Regions from separate parts of the Homo sapiens genome. Here region 2 is linked to region 1. A link is a loop called in an ENCODE intact Hi-C map of the cell type or tissue named here. Cell type or tissue: psoas muscle. All regions are shown on one strand. Each heading gives the region's core, and the rest is flanking DNA. Links, peaks and the distances in the headings are about the cores only. Region 1 overlaps VIPR2 (vasoactive intestinal peptide receptor 2). Region 2 overlaps VIPR2 (vasoactive intestinal peptide receptor 2).

The links. Peaks named below come from ENCODE experiments on the same cell type or tissue, not always from the same donor. Only the 100,000 strongest peaks of a DNase experiment are listed, where the experiment ranks them.
Region 2: a loop joins it to region 1, with 2.7 times the contacts of the local background. A loop is called at or near these places in 6 of 110 quality-filtered maps.

The regions. Positions count from the first base shown.
Region 1 is chr7:159,025,755-159,034,075 of GRCh38, reverse strand. VIPR2 (vasoactive intestinal peptide receptor 2) reads left to right here. Exons shown (of 13, transcript NM_003382.5): 11 at 2,009-2,138; 12 at 2,207-2,248; 13 at 3,287-5,901. The coding sequence ends at 3,460. LINC00689 (long intergenic non-protein coding RNA 689) reads right to left here. Exons shown (of 5, transcript NR_024394.1): 5 at 7,838-8,321. Among named protein-coding and RNA genes, the nearest start is that of LINC00689, 22 kb to the right of the region's middle. RefSeq lists enhancers at 2,209-2,861, 4,980-5,908. In psoas muscle, for the core only: a CTCF peak has its summit at 3,370; DNase peaks (open chromatin) are centred at 2,675, 3,105 and 3,385; H3K4me3 peaks cover 1,590 bases; H3K27ac peaks cover 1,912 bases.
Region 2 is chr7:159,092,233-159,100,553 of GRCh38, reverse strand. All of the region lies in intron 4 of VIPR2 (vasoactive intestinal peptide receptor 2), which reads left to right. Among named protein-coding and RNA genes, the nearest start is that of VIPR2, 48 kb to the left of the region's middle. RefSeq lists an enhancer at 1,883-4,925. In psoas muscle, for the core only: no CTCF peak of the experiment used is centred there; DNase peaks (open chromatin) are centred at 1,113, 1,563, 2,696 and 3,353; H3K4me3 peaks cover 5,592 bases; H3K27ac peaks cover 7,394 bases.

The DNA of each region.
Region 1 (8,321 bases), core at 143-8,142:
GCTCTGCTCCTGCCCAAGGCTCAGAGAGGCCCTGGACAGCATTTCCCTGGCGAAGTAACAAATCACTCCAAAATTTGGTGGTTTAAAACACCCGCCATCTAGATAGGGTGTGATTCTGCACCTGATGACCTGGGAGGACTCAGCAGGGGCACTTCTGGCCTTGGCAACTGTGGAAGTCAGGCACCATTTCTTTTATTTCAAGGCCAGAAGAAAGTCCTCTCCAGTGAACTTGCTTGTTTAAGCATCCGCCCACTTACATGTTATACAGCCTGTCTTTTTCTCCTTGACCACACAGTATTTTTTATTTTACATTTAATTCTGTCTCCCCCTCAGACATGGCCATGTGTCCATGGCCGTGTGTCTACTGCCAGCCCTAATACCAGGCCTTGTACTTAATAAAAATTCAGAAAGCGTTTCCTGCCCACGTGATTACATGAAGATGGCATTGTGATCTCCCTTCAGTAGATGAAGACAGGGCAGACGTTCAGCCAGTCACCCCCAGTCATCCAGCTAATTCATGATGATCCGGGGAATCTATAAAGTAATGCAAAGACTCCATAAATTTATATCAAGAATTTATTTTTTTTTAAAAAGGTAAAAACCAAAATTCAAGTATAAACTAAACACTGGCTTGGTGTGGAAGTGGTTGGCCCAGCCCAGAAGGTGCCTCGGGCTCAGACTGACCGGGGGTGGAAGGGCGGCTGTGCACAGAGCTGTACCATGGCAGGAACCCTGCCGCCCAGCCTAGGAGGGTGCCTGGCCTGCATTTCCCTTTTCTCCCACCTTAGAAAACAGGGATGGATTTGGGGAGGGGCGGTTAGACAGGAGCATGGCCAACAGCCCCAAAGCTGGGTGCAGATACCGGCCAGTGCCCTGAGGGAAGTCACTTTGCCACTCCATGCCTCAGCTTCCCCATCTGTAACATGGAAGTAATAATGTCACTAAGGTCAGGAGGATCAATGCAGTCTATATTTGCCGGATATTTGCTGCCTGGCACCAGAGTATTGCAAAAGAGTCTGGTAAACCAGAGAATCTAATTCTGCTGTGTAGTGTCTAAATCCAGGGAGTATCCCGTCTCTGCTTGCCCACACGAGGGATGGGATTCCATGTCAGACCCCGCATGGCAGCATGACCTTGTCCCTGCTCAGGGGAGTCCGGTGGTGCCTGTGTGGCAGAGACCCCCGAATAAGATCGTTCTTGGTTGCCTTTCAGGTTGAACTTGGATTTCCTGTGAATCTTGTTTAGTTTCTATGCTGACCTTTGCATTGGTTCTTTGGGAGTGTTTGTTAAATTGAACTTGGAGATGGATGCTTTTATTTGGAAACAAAATCTGTTCCCTTTCCAGGACAACAGAAAAGGCCGAGACACCCTTGAGGCCACACGAGGTCCTTTCTGTGTAACTCTGGTCACAGAAGTAGCAAAACCTCCCTGGATAGGGGCCAAGAGCTCAGCCGCAGATAGGCCTCTTTTCCAGCAAACTTCAGATGCGTTAATAGAGGGAATCAGGCAGGTCCTCTGCCGCTGACTGAGGGACCTGGCTCCCACGGAGCCCAGCTGTTACGAGCTGCAGGTCCGGGAGCAGGATCGGTTCTCATCATTTAAACCTGCGTGTGGCAGCGGTGGAGGCCAGCCTTCTTGTCCCATGCCTGCCTCAGGATGGGCCGGGCTCCCAGGCGGGGCCTGTGTAGGTTTGGGGTCACTCACAGGGAATCTTGCCCCTGCCAGCCATGAACCCCAGGACACAGCGTGTGTCCTTGTGAGGGAATTTGGGAGAAACGGACACTTCCGGAATGCACGTTCCCAGGCCCTGAGTGCTAGATATGCACAGGGGCCTCAGACATAAACGTAAAGAAACAGTGGTTTTTCTTGTTGGGCGGGGACTCCAGCAGTGGAGAGGAGGTGTGGAGCCCCTCCCACACCCAGCTGCCCCCTCCTGAGAAGGACCCAGCCAGGCTTGCAGAGGGTCCGAGGGTCCAGCAGCTGAGCTGGCTCATCTCCTTCTGTGCAGGAGGCTGGCCAAGTCCACGCTCCTGCTTATCCCGCTGTTCGGCGTCCACTACATGGTGTTTGCCGTGTTTCCCATCAGCATCTCCTCCAAATACCAGATACTGTTTGAGCTGTGCCTCGGGTCGTTCCAGGTAGGTGTGCGGAGGCGGCCGCCCTCCCCCGAGCGCGGGTCCTGCCTGACCATCTCTTCTCATTGCAGGGCCTGGTGGTGGCCGTCCTCTACTGTTTCCTGAACAGTGAGGTAAGTTCATGGCCGCCTTGGAACCAAGCACAGGTACTCACTTGCTTCCTGAGATGCTGCCCAGCCTGGTGCCGCAGCCCCCACACATGCCTGTCTTCCGCGGGCTCGAGTTACTGCCCGGGACCCCACAGTTCTGTGTCCCCATCAGAGAACCCACAACGACACAGGCAAACCCACTCTTCTGGGCCCAGCTTCCAAACCCCGCCGTCCTTCCGTCCACCCTAAGTAGCATCGACTGCCGTCCGTCTCGGAGCCCTCTCGGGAAAGCTCCCGGCCGGGTCTAGACAGAATCTGTTTTTCCCCATGGTCGGCGTCTCGCTCCTGACCATAGCTTGTGAGTCCCAGAAAGCCGGGCCTGGGTTGGGGGGTGGGGCTGCACAGCGTCCTGTGAGTCCCTGGGGAGGAAGCCCGGAGCCGAGCTCTGCCCTGCGTTCATTCCCAGCCAGGGAGGCTGTCTCCGGGCTGCTCCAACGGCCTGGCCCCGTCCCCTGACCCCTGACCCTCCCGCCCCACGCTGCGGTTGCTGGCGCTTTCTTTGCTTGACATGCAGCTTTCACCAGCACGGCTTCTGCAAAGCTGAGCCCGAGTAGTGCCACTTGTCCTCCTCCCTCCTCTGCCGTCCGGGCACCCCTCACTCATCCCCACCCCCTCCCAGGGCTAACATTCCCTGCCCGCTGGGAACAGGGAAGGAGACGGAGGCCCAGCACCGTCACAACCCCGGCTGCTAAGGAAAATCTTTTCAGAGAAATATTAACTATCTGAGACTGTGGGACTGCGCTTACCGCGGCAGTGGCGATCCCCGAACCACCCACGCACAGTCTTAGAGTCTGGCAGCGTCCCCCGCCCTCCTGTGGCCGTCCAGTTCCCGCTCCCTCCAGCCTCTGCCCCCAAGGCCGTTTCTGTTTCTGTCCATCTGCTGGCAACACAGATACGGGAGCAGGCGGGAGGGAGAGCTGGAGGCTCGCGGGCCGCGCTTCCCATAGCAGCCGCCCGCACCTGCCCAGGCTCACGGGCGTTCCCGCTGCCCTCACCTCCCAGGTGCAGTGCGAGCTGAAGCGAAAATGGCGAAGCCGGTGCCCGACCCCGTCCGCGAGCCGGGATTACAGGGTCTGCGGTTCCTCCTTCTCCCGCAACGGCTCGGAGGGCGCCCTGCAGTTCCACCGCGGCTCCCGCGCCCAGTCCTTCCTGCAAACGGAGACCTCGGTCATCTAGCCCCACCCCTGCCTGTCGGACGCGGCGGGAGGCCCACGGTTCGGGGCTTCTGCGGGGCTGAGACGCCGGCTTCCTCCTTCCAGATGCCCGAGCACCGTGTCGGGCAGGTCAGCGCGGTCCTGACTCCGTCAAGCTGGTTGTCCACTAAACCCCATACCTGGAATTGGAGTCGTGTTGTCATTGACTCGATTTAAACTCCAGCATTTAGATAATCTTGTGCAAAATGTGTTTCAGCCGTATAGTGGATCCACTTTTTTTTTTTTTTTTTTTTTTGAGACGGAGTCTCGCTCTGTCGCCCAGGCTGGACTGCAGTGGCCTGATCTCTGCTCCCTGCAAGCTCCGCCTCCCGGGTTCACGCCATTCTCCTGCCTCAGCCTCCCATAGCTGGGACTACAGGCGCCCGCCAACACGCCTGGCTAATTTTTTGTATTTTTAGTAGAGACAGGGTTTCACCATGTTAGCCAGGATGGTCTCGATCTCCTGACCTCGTGATGGGCCCGCCTCGGCCTCCCAAAGTGCTGGGATTAAGGCGTGAGCCACTGCGCCCGGCCCAAGAGAATAGGGGAGCCAAGGAGGAAATGTGGAAACGCAGTTGTGTGGCCCAGCACGAGCCTGGGCGACCACCGGGTGACATCCGTCCCACATCAGGGCGGCCTCCCAGGTCCCATAAGGGTAGCCCCCTCATCTGCAGGACAGAGGGAAGCCAGTCAGGGCCCCCCTGACGTTAGGACCAGGAGAAATCAACAGGAGGGCAGCCCGTCCTCTCTCTTGGGGCGCCCACCCGGCCCGGCTGAGCCCTGCCCCACCCAACTCCACAGGGCTGTTTTGCCTCCCCACGGAAGGCGGGCTGAGGAGACAACCAGATCAGGAGAGCAAGGTCATGAAGGAGGGGACCTCTCCACACAGGTGTTCCGTGGGACCCTCAGCAGCTCTGGCTCTGCCTCAGGAGGTCACCTGCCGCCCTGTGGGAGCCGCAGAGCCTGACGCTCAGCCCCAGGCCAGCTGCGGCCAGGCCTGCGGGCCCCTGGTGATGGGGTTACGTGGGGTGCGGGATACAGCTGAGTGGGAACCGGAAACCTATTCTCTTTTTAACAAAAATAATCTTAGGATAAGAATTATTTTAACAACATATAAAACTGTTTCAAGCCCTCCTCCCCAGAGCTGGCGCTCAGCAGCCCTAGCGGCTGCTCCTTCAGGCGAAGGGTGGTTTGCAGATGTGGGGAGGGTGTCTGGGGACGTTGCTGAGCCAGCTGCAGAAGGGTGGGGATATCAGGGCACAGTCTCCATGTGTGTGCCAAGCCCTGGCCCCCACAGCGCTCGATGGACCTCAGCAAGCTGCCCAGCCCTGGCCCAGGTGCCCCGACTGTGGGACTCAGTTGTTCTGAGCACATTTGACTCCACTTTTCCCTTAAAAATGAATGTCTTGTTCCTGTGCATTGGTGGCATCACAGACCCCAGCTGGGGCGCGATGTCAAAGGTCGGGACAGCTGTGCCGGGAGGCAGCCACAGGGAAGCTCACACATCCTGTCAGTGTCACCTTGGTTTGCAAAACCCATATCCCCGGTAAAATGAGGCCGGACAGAGGGGCTGTTAGGACAGCAAAGCAGCAGTGTCCAGAGACCCCTCAATCCCCAAAGGTCCGCACCCTGTCCTGCACACCCTGGGCCACGCCGGCCACACCCCTCTGCTGCAACAAGCTCATCCCTGGACTTCTGGGAGAATGAACCCGAGGTTGGTTTGGGGAGACAGGTGAGGCGGTCGGATCTACAGAACAACCCACCATTTCTGGGGGCCGCAGAGGATCCATCACAGACGGATACTGGGGAGTAAACGGCCCAGGCCAGGTGCCCAGGAAAGGACGGCTGAGCATGTGGAGCGAGAGGGAGGCAGGTGGACGCTGCAGACCCCAGGTTCAGTGCGGCCCCTCGGCTGTTCCTCCCCTGTAGGGTTTGGACAGACCCACCCCCAGCCTTGCCCAGCTTTCAAAGGACAAAAGGGAGCATCCCCCACCTACTCTCAGGTTTTTGAGGAAACAAAGATTTGTGGTAACTGAAGGTGTTGGGTCAGTGGCCAGGTGCCGACACTGAGCTGTGACCCAGAGGGGACGCTGAGGAAGTGGGCGTGAGTGGACGTGTCAGGTGGTTACCAGGCACTGGTTGTTGATGGTCGGTGGTTGGGTGTGGGCAGTCATCAGTCATCAGGTGTGCTCAGGGGACAATCTCCCCTCAACCGCACATGTGCCACTGTTCAGCGGAGCTGACTGGTTTCTCCTGGTAGAGGGGCCGGCTGTTTCCTGACAGATGCCTGGTGAGCAGGGGAAGCAGGACCCAGTGGTCAGCAGGTGTCTTTAACTGTCATTGTGTGTGGAATGTCGCAGACTCCTCCACGTGGCGGGAATGAGCTGTGTAAATACTTCAATAAAGCCTGACTTCACATCTGCATGCTGAGTAAGAACTTGCTCTGACCAGATCTGAGGCTCTGGAGCATGGAGGACACACTTGGCGTGTTAGTCGTGGCTGCTGCATTCAGATGAAAACAGAGCTTGGACGGGGAGGGAGAGGGTGGGCAGGGTCCTGCCAGCCACAGGGCACCAGGGAGGACATTGGAAACAGCCACCTCTCCCTGAGGAGAGTCACGGACCCCTGTCAGAGCGTCGCCATTGGGGAGCCTCCGTCTGGCAGCTGTGACGCATGAGCAGTGCCCTGTGGAGGAGGCGCCTGCACGCCCAGCCTTGTCCTGCCGCACCCAACACGGCCTCTGTCAGCTCTGCAGAGCCCAAGAACCTGTTAATAGAGCAGGACTGAGTGCAGGAGTGTGTGTGTGCACGCGCGTTCATGTGATGCACATGCGTGTGTGGGTGTGTGCGTGGGGCGTGTGCACACATATGCGAATCTCCGTGTGTGCTGAGCCTTAGCCACATGTATGCTACAAGCAAATAAAATGCATTTCCAATGAACTCCACGCTCCACCAGATGGCTGTGTTGTCAGGAGGGATACAGCACGCTGGTAAAAGCCACATTCCTAAGGAGTCAAACCTAGAATGAGCCACACCAACCAGCCTTTGGTGACTTTCCTAAGAGCAAAGCAGGTGGGAAGGGGGAGAAGGGGCTGGGCACACAGCCCTCCAGGGAGTCACTGTTTTGTCTGACTCAGGAGCTTAGTGTCCATTTGCCTGAGGTGGGAAATATTCAGCCGCCTGAGGAGACTCAGCCCTGATGGGAGGCAGAAGGTGCAGGGCCGGGGGCCGATCTGCAGAAGCCCCTCCTCCACCCGTGGCAATAGCTTCGTTCTTTCTCATCACCAATGGCAGCTTTTTAATTGGCTATTTTTTTCAGGCTTTCAGATGACAAATTATACAGGACAGTTACAAAACGTCAAACTCTGTAGGCAAAGATTACATAGAAAGTGAAGTCCTCTGCCTGCCTCCTCCCCTCTCTGGGGGAAACTCGTGCCCGACTGAAGCGGGGTCCCAGTGCCTTCCTCCGTCGGTACAAACTTGTCTGCCCTTTCTTCTGTTTATTCGTGGGAATCGGGCTAAATTGTGTGAAGCTTCTGCAGCTGTCTTTCTCCCGCTGAGACAGGTGGTGTCCATCTTTCCCATCTGAAGGTGCGTATCTCGTGACTTTTAACCGCCGCCTAACATTCCACAGCCTGGGCCTGGTTGGTTTGACCGACTCCCTGCTGGCGAATGTGTGAGTTGTTTTTGCAGGTGTTTCTGTGCTTACCCGAGTATTCCCTCACTGTACACTCCTGAAGGGGAAAGGTCAAAGGTCACGCACATTTGGCTCTCGAAGGATGTTTGCTCTACGGCTCCACCACCCCTCACCGAGCATCCTGCCCTGGGTGCGTGGGAAACACTTCCTTTTGCATGTCTTGAATAGTTTCTTCACAGGTTTTTTTCTTTAACACTGACGTAAAGCTGAACCTCTGCCTGACACACTCACATCGCAGCTGCCTGTGTCTCCAGGGGCTGCCCCGCACACAAGTCTGCGTGCCAGTCCACAAACTTACTCCCGTTCTTGGGACCCGAGACGAGGACAAGAGTCGGCCTCTTGTCTGCAGGCAGCAGTGGCCGGCGGCGTTGCTTTGTGTCAGCGCACGCTGCTTGTGGGCGGCATCACAAAGGATTTAGGGCACCTTTTATACTGAAAAGTCTTCTTTGGAAGATGGAGAGAAAAGGGGCTCTCGGCTCCTTTGTGTTCTCTGAAGGTTTAATGAGGAGAGAGGGGCAGGCAGCGAGGGCAGTGGGGGGCCCACTTGTTCCACTTGTGGAAACAGTCCCTTCCCAGGACTTCCTGCAGGCCCCGTGAAGTGGGCGCCCCAGGGCTATTACCGGTACCGGGATCTTTTGTAAAGCTTCTATTCAGTACCTGGAACTGAAGAAGCAAGAGGGAAAATAAACTATTAAAATATAATACAAAATAATGAGACCTGCTGGGACCAAGCTCTCCCTTTGAGATTCAGGGCTCTACATAGCCTGACACGTGAAGGTTCCATGGGATAAAGTCTAGGAAAGCCACGCATGAATTCAGTGCACCTCAGAAGCACAAGCTATCATGGTTTAAGACCTATGACTGTGAATCCAGATGTTAAATGTGTGACTTTCAAATCCTTAAATCATGACTGTCCTTTCGGATTTAAAAGCACGCGATATCACAAAGCTCCACTGTCCCATGACTCAGTCGTGCAGATTTTCGCATGGCTTGGATGGATCACACTCTCCCAAATCCACCAGCATGCAGTGGAGACCTGAGTGTCCATTCCTACCTCTGGAGAAGCTGGAGACGCCGGCATAGGCTCCATGCCTCCAGTTTCCATTTGGAATTAGTATTGTATAATTATTACGAAGAGTCTGAGGGAA
Region 2 (8,321 bases), core at 3-8,002, 67 kb before region 1:
CTGGCTGGCATTGGCAGGTGTTACTGTGAACCCACTGTCATTGTGTTCAGCAGATAAGGTGGTGCTGGCTGGCATGGGCAGGTGTTACTGTGAGCCCACTGTCACTGTGTTCAGTGGATAAGGTGGTGCTGGCTGGCATTGGCGGGTGTTACTGTGAACCCACTGTCATTGTGTTCAGTGGATAAGGTGGTGCTGGCTGGCATTGGCAGGTGTTACTGTGAGCCCACTGTCACTGTGTTACTTTAGTTAGGCTTGAAAACAACTCACTGCATGGATGGAGAAGCTGAGGCTTAGGGGAGTGGTGAGGTGTGCTCCCCACTGGTGAGCAGCCACAGCCAGGCCCTGGTAGTCTGATTCCCATGCAGTCTGCTTGTTGCCATCTGGTCGGGACAGCTCCTGGCCCCACCGCCCTCCCTGAGTGGGTTGAAGGCACCTGCAGGAGTCGCCTGGCTGGGGACCACATTGACCTGTGGGCCCGTCTAAGATGCGCTGTCCCCCATGGCATCCAGTGGAGTTGAGAGAAGACTGAGTTGAGTGTTGGGGGCCCAGCTCCAGCACGCATGGCTGTGAGCCCTTGAGGAAGGTCCTCAGGGAGGATCCTGGGGCGCATGGCTGCACCCAGCTCAGCCAGGGAGAGGGGGAACATTGCGGCCTCTGTCATCACACACCATGGCTGACAGCGGCTCTGGTGTGTGAGATCACAGCAGTGATAATACCATCTGCCCCAGGCTTCCATAGGAAAGGGAGCAGCCAGGGGTCTCAGGGGCTTCTGTGGCCTGGGGGGGATTTCAAGGTCCAGGTGGGATCCCCGGTGTGTTGGAGGCACCACCTCTGAGTCTTCATCTTCGTCTGCACCTAGCCGGCAACTGTGCCTGGGAGACATTAGGACAGAGGTGCTGGTGAAGAGCAGAGACCAAGGCCCCCAGCAGCGTCACCCAGAGCCCCGTATGTGCAGGCTCCGTCGTTCATTCTCTCCTTCCTTTATTCAATAAGCATTCCCTGGGAACCTCCTTTCTGAGCCCCAGCCTGGGTTATAAAGAGTGATGTGGATCTGGGAGGCAGTGACAGCCGCCGCCTGCTGTGGCAATGTCAGCCCACAGAGTCATGCCCAAGCTCCTTATCTCCTGTCTCCTCCTGGGCACACCCTGTGAGGCATCCCAGGGACACGTGGCAAGCTCTTCTGGGTCCACTGGTCCTTCATCGAGGCCTGTAAGTAAACCCTGCCTGCGTGAGCATAGTGGCTCTGTGATCCCCTGATGCTTTGCTGTTTAGTCTGAAGAACTATTTTTCTTCTTAATTAAACATTTCAGAGATTCTGCAAATATTATAAGTGCATATTCACTGCTAAGGGATTAGAAAGTCAAAATATTTTAAAGTGAGAAAGCAAAGAAAAGGATGGCACAAAACCAAAATGAATAATTTTTCTTCCTGTTGCAGTTTCTGCTCGTTGAATACTTTGAATACTTGGTTGGTTTAGGGACTCGCTTCCAAGACGAAGCAACAGCACATAGCACAGGCGGCTCTGGAGGCTGCAAGCACCAGAACAGGCCCCAGGCAGCCACGGGGTGGACATGCACGGTCCTGGGCCGGCTCTGCCCACCGGCGAGCGCAGGGCTGCCTGGGAGCTGAACTGAACAGAGTTTCTCCTGCCCGGAGCTCACGCTTCGTCCCATCAGGCCCACTTGCTTCCCAGATTCACATTTTTAGTTGTGTTTCCTGCTTGCACAGGGCCAAAGTCTGCCCTGGGTGTTGTGTGTGCAATCATTATTGTTTATTGTTTTCGAAATTAATTAAATTCGAGAAAAAAAATTAGCCTCCACAGAAGCCACAGACTTGGCTACATGTGTGAGGGAATCAGCAGAGATGTGGGTGTGGGAGCCCCTGGGAGGAGAAGGGCTCTGCGGACCAGAGGGCTCTAGGGCAGCCCTGGGCACTGCTGAGCAGCTGCATCTCATCTGGACCTGGAGCCCAAGGGGCCGCACCAGCCGTGGCCATGGTCTGGGCCTTTATTTGGGGTCTCACCTGCTGCAGTCAGATCCTGAAGCAGATAAGCCAGCCAGGGATCAGTCTCCCTGTCCAAGGTCTTCCCGTCTGTGTCCTCTTCCTGCCAAGACCAGCTTTCAGGCCTGGGGGAGTCTTAGGTCTTCACTGAGTAAAGGGTTTCATCCACAGTGTATCAAGGAGCAATGGCCCCAGTCCTTGCCCTCCACAGCTGCTCCTCTCCGCTTGCCCACCCGCACTGTAAGCCACAGTTCTCGAGCACCACCACCAGCAGACTGAGGGCTCGGGATCACCAAGTGTGGGAGGCTCCCCGAGCCGTGTGCTGGGGCCCGACCACCCGGCCCTGCCCTGCCCTGCCCTTCATCCCATCACAACTCTTCTGTGCTGATGGATGGGGGCCGGGGTTCCCACTGCGTGGAAAACAGAACAGCTCAGGCAGAGGACGGGAGCGGCAGTGGCCGGGCTGGTGTGAGGCTGGGGATTCCGCTTGCCCCGGCAGGGCTCAGGCTTCCAAGAGGCCACGGAGGAGCTCCTGGGACTGATCGTGGTGCGGGCTCTGGCCCAGTGGGTCTGTGTGGGGGCTGAGACCCTGCCTTTCCAGCACGTTCCCAGCTGGTGCCAGTTGGAGTCAGAGCCTGGAATCCTTACACGAGAGGCCAGAAGCCTTGGCCTCAGCAGTCCAGGCCTGAGAACCCACCCAGCTGTCACTCACCGATGGCTGAGTGACTTTGCACAAAGCCCTGTTGCCCGCCCTATCCCACTCCTGGGATCAGACCCAGAAATCTTGGTCTGTGTGTCCCAACTGGCTACAATTGCTGCTCAGCTTCTGAAAGGTGCCTCTTCAAGCCTGTTTCTTGAAACAAGGCACTGAAAAGCATACGTTGTGTCAAAAGCCCAAAAGGAGTGGGAATTCTCCTTGGTGATTTGGATTTCATCTTGGGCACTGATGAAAGAGCACAGAGTGGGGGCCTCCCTCCTTGAGTCAGGGTCAGGCAGGGGCAAGGCAGTAGAATCTCTAACACCCTGGGCACTCACAGCCCTGCCATTGCTTCTGTGGTGGAGGTGGCCAGGGCGGAGTGTGGCGTTCCCGGGAATGGCCTCAGCAGCACACCGTGGTGGGCACGCGAGGGGGCCGGCTCCCGTAAGTCTTCTGTGTTACATACTGGTTAACTCCGTTCTTACATAAAGAGCACGTCTGCTAAATTTAGCCAAGAGAACTGTTTGGCATTTCGGCCTCCCCATGCTTCAAGTGCACACATTTCTTCCGTGTTACGCCACATCCCTAAAAATAAGCCTCTGCCCTCCTCCAGCACTCAGGCCACCGCAGTGACTCGTTCCCACTGATGGCAAACTTCACTCCCCAGGGCTCCCATCCCTGGTGACAAAGATCACAGCAGCTGGCACTGCAGATGCCTTTGTGGGAGGCACCATCTGATCATCCCGCCAACCCTCCTGCAACCCTGCAAGGACACACCAGCCTCCCAGGGTGCCAGGAGGAGCCTGCCAGAGACCCCCAGAGCGGCCTGCCCCAAATCACCTCTGAGAGCAGCAGCTTTTCTGAAGGAAGCCTCCCCTCATGGTCCTCAGGCCCAGCAGGTGCCAAGCTCAATGCCAGCCACGAGGGCATTGGCTCATCGAGTGATGGGAACGGGGACAGCAAGGCGGCCACAGAGAGGGTGGTCTCAGCCATGGACACAGTACGGCGGAAGCATCCCGAGGTGGGCCGGGACAAGAGCTGGGCCTGTGGCTGCTGCGGGGGCCACGAGACTGACCTCAGGCAGGGGCAGAAATCTGGCCACAGGCAGAAATCATTCAGCTGTCACCTGGCACAACCAGACAGGATTATGAGCACTTTTCTGCTGTTTAGTTTTAACCTGTGCATGTGATGCTTAATACTTTCCAAATAAATGGATGAGTCTTTTCAGGGCCAAAGGAGATACGGGACCAGGGAAGGAGGTTAAGAAGGAAATGCACAGATACGCTGGTGCCTGGGGATGGCGATTGGGTCTCCAAGTTCTTTAAGTTCTAAAGGAATCCGCTAGGGAAGATTCTCCTAATGGGAGGGAGATGAAGGTGAAGGAATTAGAGGTCCACATGATCAGGAAGGTGGAAGGATGGAGGAGCACACCAGGATGATGTGCAGCACAGGGCAGCGGACCTGTAGGAAACACAGCGGTGCGCCAGGCGCTTCTGGGCATGGAGCTGGCCGATGCCGGAGGAGGGGAGGTACGTGCCTGACCCAGGATGGACCATCCAAGGCAGCAGGGTCTGCACACCAGGCTCTGCATGAAGGAGTGTGTGGCCCCAGGCAGGGGTTGAAACTCTCCGGGCCTCGATGGATAGGAGGCCTGTCTTTGGGCTTGGGCAGCCTTGGGTGGGACCTCCGGCATTGTGCTCTGGGGAAGGGTCCAGCCTCCCTGCTGCTCCCCTTAAGGGGAGGTCTGTATGTGGGCGGCAGATGTTCAGCTTGGGCACCCAGCAGCTGGCTCTTGGGCTCCACAGGTGGGTGGGGCAGGGGCGCTGGTTCTGAGAAGGTGTGCGTCCTGCAGCTTGTTGCCAGGAGCCCCCGGGGAGCCTCCAGATCATACACCACACACCACACTGGCCCCTCCAGGACACACAGCACATGCTTCAGGACTCAGCATTTATGGTCCTCAGAAACAACTGTATTGAAGAAAGTGTGGAAACCCAAATTTCAGGGTTCTAGGGAGGTCTGTTAAAGACTTAAAAAAAAAAGAGAGAAGGAAGAGTTTTGAAGGGATTCACCTACTGCCTGTCAGGTCGGCACCAACTGTCATGTCGATGTGATTTGGAGCCTGGACAGGAGCAGGGGCTCGTGGAGACCACCGTGGGCTGGATAACGGCCAAGGGGGCAGAACAGCAGGGCCTTGAGTCTGGGGCTTCCGGTGACACTCCTGTTCTCCCTCTTAATAGTCCTTTTGCTCTATTTTCTGCTTTTTCAAAAATAAGAATATATTGGTTTTATATTTACAAAAATCAAATTTTAAGTACTAAAAAAACCACTTAAATTTATACGTGCTTTGCCTTTGAACCCCAGACTTTGTCAGTACAAAGAGGAAACTCAGTTGTCACATTCTCTCTGCTGTATCTTTCTTAGCAGCTGTTTTGAAGTTAGTTGCAAGAACAGGGCCAGGTTCCCCGACTGTGAGCCCTGTCACCGGCTGTGAGCATTTGCCCGGCCCTCACACTGGGTGTGTGCAGCACACAGTCACTTGCACACACGCCTTTTCACCCCTTAAATGTTAGGAATCCCCTAAAAGCAGGGCTGGTCTCTTAAATCTCTTCAGTAGTGTCATCAAATTTAGGAAATGTCCCATTTTCACTAATGCTGTCATATGATTTGCTGTCTCGGCTCCGATTTCATAGACTCCAGGCCAGGATAGTGCGCTGTGTGTGGTTGTGGTGGCTCCCCGGCTTTAATCTGGAACTCTCCCTAGCCCCTCTCCATCTTTGTGGCCGTGATGCCCTCAGAGACCTCAGCCCTCTCATTTCACGAAGTGGCTTTGCTGGGGTCTATCTGATGTCTCCTTGGGACTAGGTTCAGGAGATCTGCCAGGCACATGTTTTAAAGCAAAGTACAAATATTTGCTAGCAAAGCAAAGGCCCCCACTTCCTAGGTCAGTTGCCTTTTTTAATCCTAAACTCTGTGCATGAACTAGGTCTCAATGGGATAAAAAGCTCCAAATGTCTCTGTTTCTATACTTCAGAAATGTCATGTTTGGATTTTAAAAGAAAATAAGTTCTCCCTCTAACTTGGACATACCATAAAGGAAACACGTGGCTTAAAATAAGGTGTGTGGCACGGCATGGAGTCGCACTGATTACGGGCTGTCTGCCTCACAGCCGTGTACACGCAGGATCTTCGTCTTTAAAACGTCACCACCAGAGCCGGATGCCACCCTGCAAAGAAGCTGCAAAATCACACTGCAATTATCACCGCAGGCTCACTTGGGGTAACAGCAGTGCACACTCTTCTCTGGGAAACCAGCCCTTATTCAGAGGAGGAACAGGAGGCCACCCAAGGATGTCTCCGGTGCCTGTGCACGTGGCCACGACCTGGGCCTCCCAGCAGCTCTGGTTCCTGAGTGCCAGCCCTGGCTGACGGGTCAGGGGCTCCAAGGGCTCCTGAGGGCTGAGCTTAGCTAGTGGCTGATGTCAGAAGCAGCCATGGGCTCAACTTTCCTTGGGCCTTGGGCACTCTCTGGCCTGTGTCTAAATGATGTCCCCATTCCTCAGACAGCAAGATTTAAGGGGCAAGATTCCACGTGCTCATCAGAGACCCCGTGGCCTCTTCCTCTGCTGAGTCTGGAAGTGAAGCCACAGGTTTCACATCCCAGATGGCAGAGGCGAGGCCCTGGCTCCCATGGGGATGGAGCAGAGGGGAGGAGCCTCCCCTGTGGAGAATGAGACCAGGGCTGCAGTGAGAGACCATCCCCTCCTCTGCATCTCTCCTCTTGGGGCCTCTTAAATGATTTGGAAATCATTCCCCTAAAAATTGAGCCTTTCCTTGAGAGGTCAAGGCAGACTTTCCCATCACAGATGTGAGCCTGTTCCCCATCCTACCCTTCAGCTTCCTGCTCCCTTTCCATCACGCAGACATGACCACCAGCCCTGAAAGAGGGAGTCACGAGGGGCGCCCGTCAGCACTGGGCATGGGGTGGCCGCTGTCCAGGAGACTCAGGGACACTGCGGGGCCTCTCCCATGTCCGGACCCAGGGACGCTGCAGGGCCTCTCCCCTGTCCGGACCCAGGGACGCTGCGGGGTCTCCCATCTCCGGACCCAGGGACGCTGCGGGGTCTCCCATGTCCGGACCCAGGGACGCTGCGGGGTCTCCCATCTCCGAACCCAGGGACGCTGTGGGGTCTTCCATGTCTGGACCCAGGGACGCTGTGGGCACCTGCTTGTTGTGGGTGGAACAGCTCCTCGCTCCCATCTCGGATCCTGAGCCCAGCGCTGCTCTGCACTGACAGACTCCAGGGGAGTTTTCAGCCCAGGGAAGTGGTTATTTTTGTGAGAAATAAGACTATTTTTAAAAATCTCCCCTGAGTGAGTTGGAGAGGCTCCTCACTTCCGGCAGTGAGAGTGAGCTCCAGCCACACCCGCCAGCACCCTCGAAAGTAAGCGTGGAGCCGCGGTGCCTGCCCTGACTTCTACTAAAGGACGCTTCTTAAAACACGGTTGGTCTGAGTTTCCCATTTCCCTGAAGGATGACCTCTGAGAAGATGGACGAGACCAGCCTCCTGTGTTGACGTTTTCAGTCTCAACCTAAGGAAAAGTAAATGAGCACACAAAGTTCTCAAAGTCTACAGTGTTTTTAAAAATATAATGACGTTTACCTCTCACCTTCCTCCAGTAACTGCCAGTGTCTTGAGGAAATGTCTTCTGCCCCCACCAGCCCCCGCAGGACCACATCTCTCAGCTTGGGAGCAGCATCTCCGCTGCTAGACGGGTTCTCTGAGTGGACGGCACCAGTGCAGAAGTGGATGGCTTGTTCCACCTGCCTTGACTCCCCCAGGTCACCCACTCTCCCCGGAGAGGCTGCACACTCACATGCGTGTGTGGGTAACAACAGTCACAGCCTTGTTCCCAAGGCCTGAGTCTTGAGAGCAGAAGGGAGGCTGCTCTTGCTGGCAGCTCCACGCTGCTGCCCAGCACCAGGCCCATGAGACACCCAAGGCCCAGAACTCTGAGACACGGAGCCACAGTCCTTCCAAGCAGAAAGCCACGTTGCAAACACCGACCACCTCCCTCTGGCAGACACACAAATCTCTGAGAACAGCCGAACCCGGGAGGCGGAGCTTGCAGCGAGCCAAGATTGCACCACTGCACTCCAGCCTGGGCAACACAGCGAGACTCAGTCTCAAAAAAAAAAAAAAAAAAGAAAAGAAAAGAAAACAGCCTCCTGCCAAAAAGCATCCCGAAATTGCCCATGGAAGGAGGTTATTTTGGTGATCTGGTTCAAGTTATTTTGATGCCAGAGGCTGTACAATTTGGAATGAGTCAAGACTCTTCAGTTTAAAATGGGAAAGGAAATGAATATTTGAAGATAAATATCTCAAAGGGCAGTGCCAGACCAGAACCCAGAACCCCTCCTCACCCTGTCATCTTGAGGAGAAAATCCCAGAGGAGAGGATAAATGGGGTACTCAGGTCGCTGTCCCCTCCTCCTGACCTCAGATTAGAACATGGTGGCTGGGCCCATCTGGAGGGGACAGGGTAAGACCCGCTCCTGTCACACCTGGTGCTCTCGGCTTCATGAGTGTCAGATTCGCCAATTTCGCTCTGGGCCCCAGCCGTCC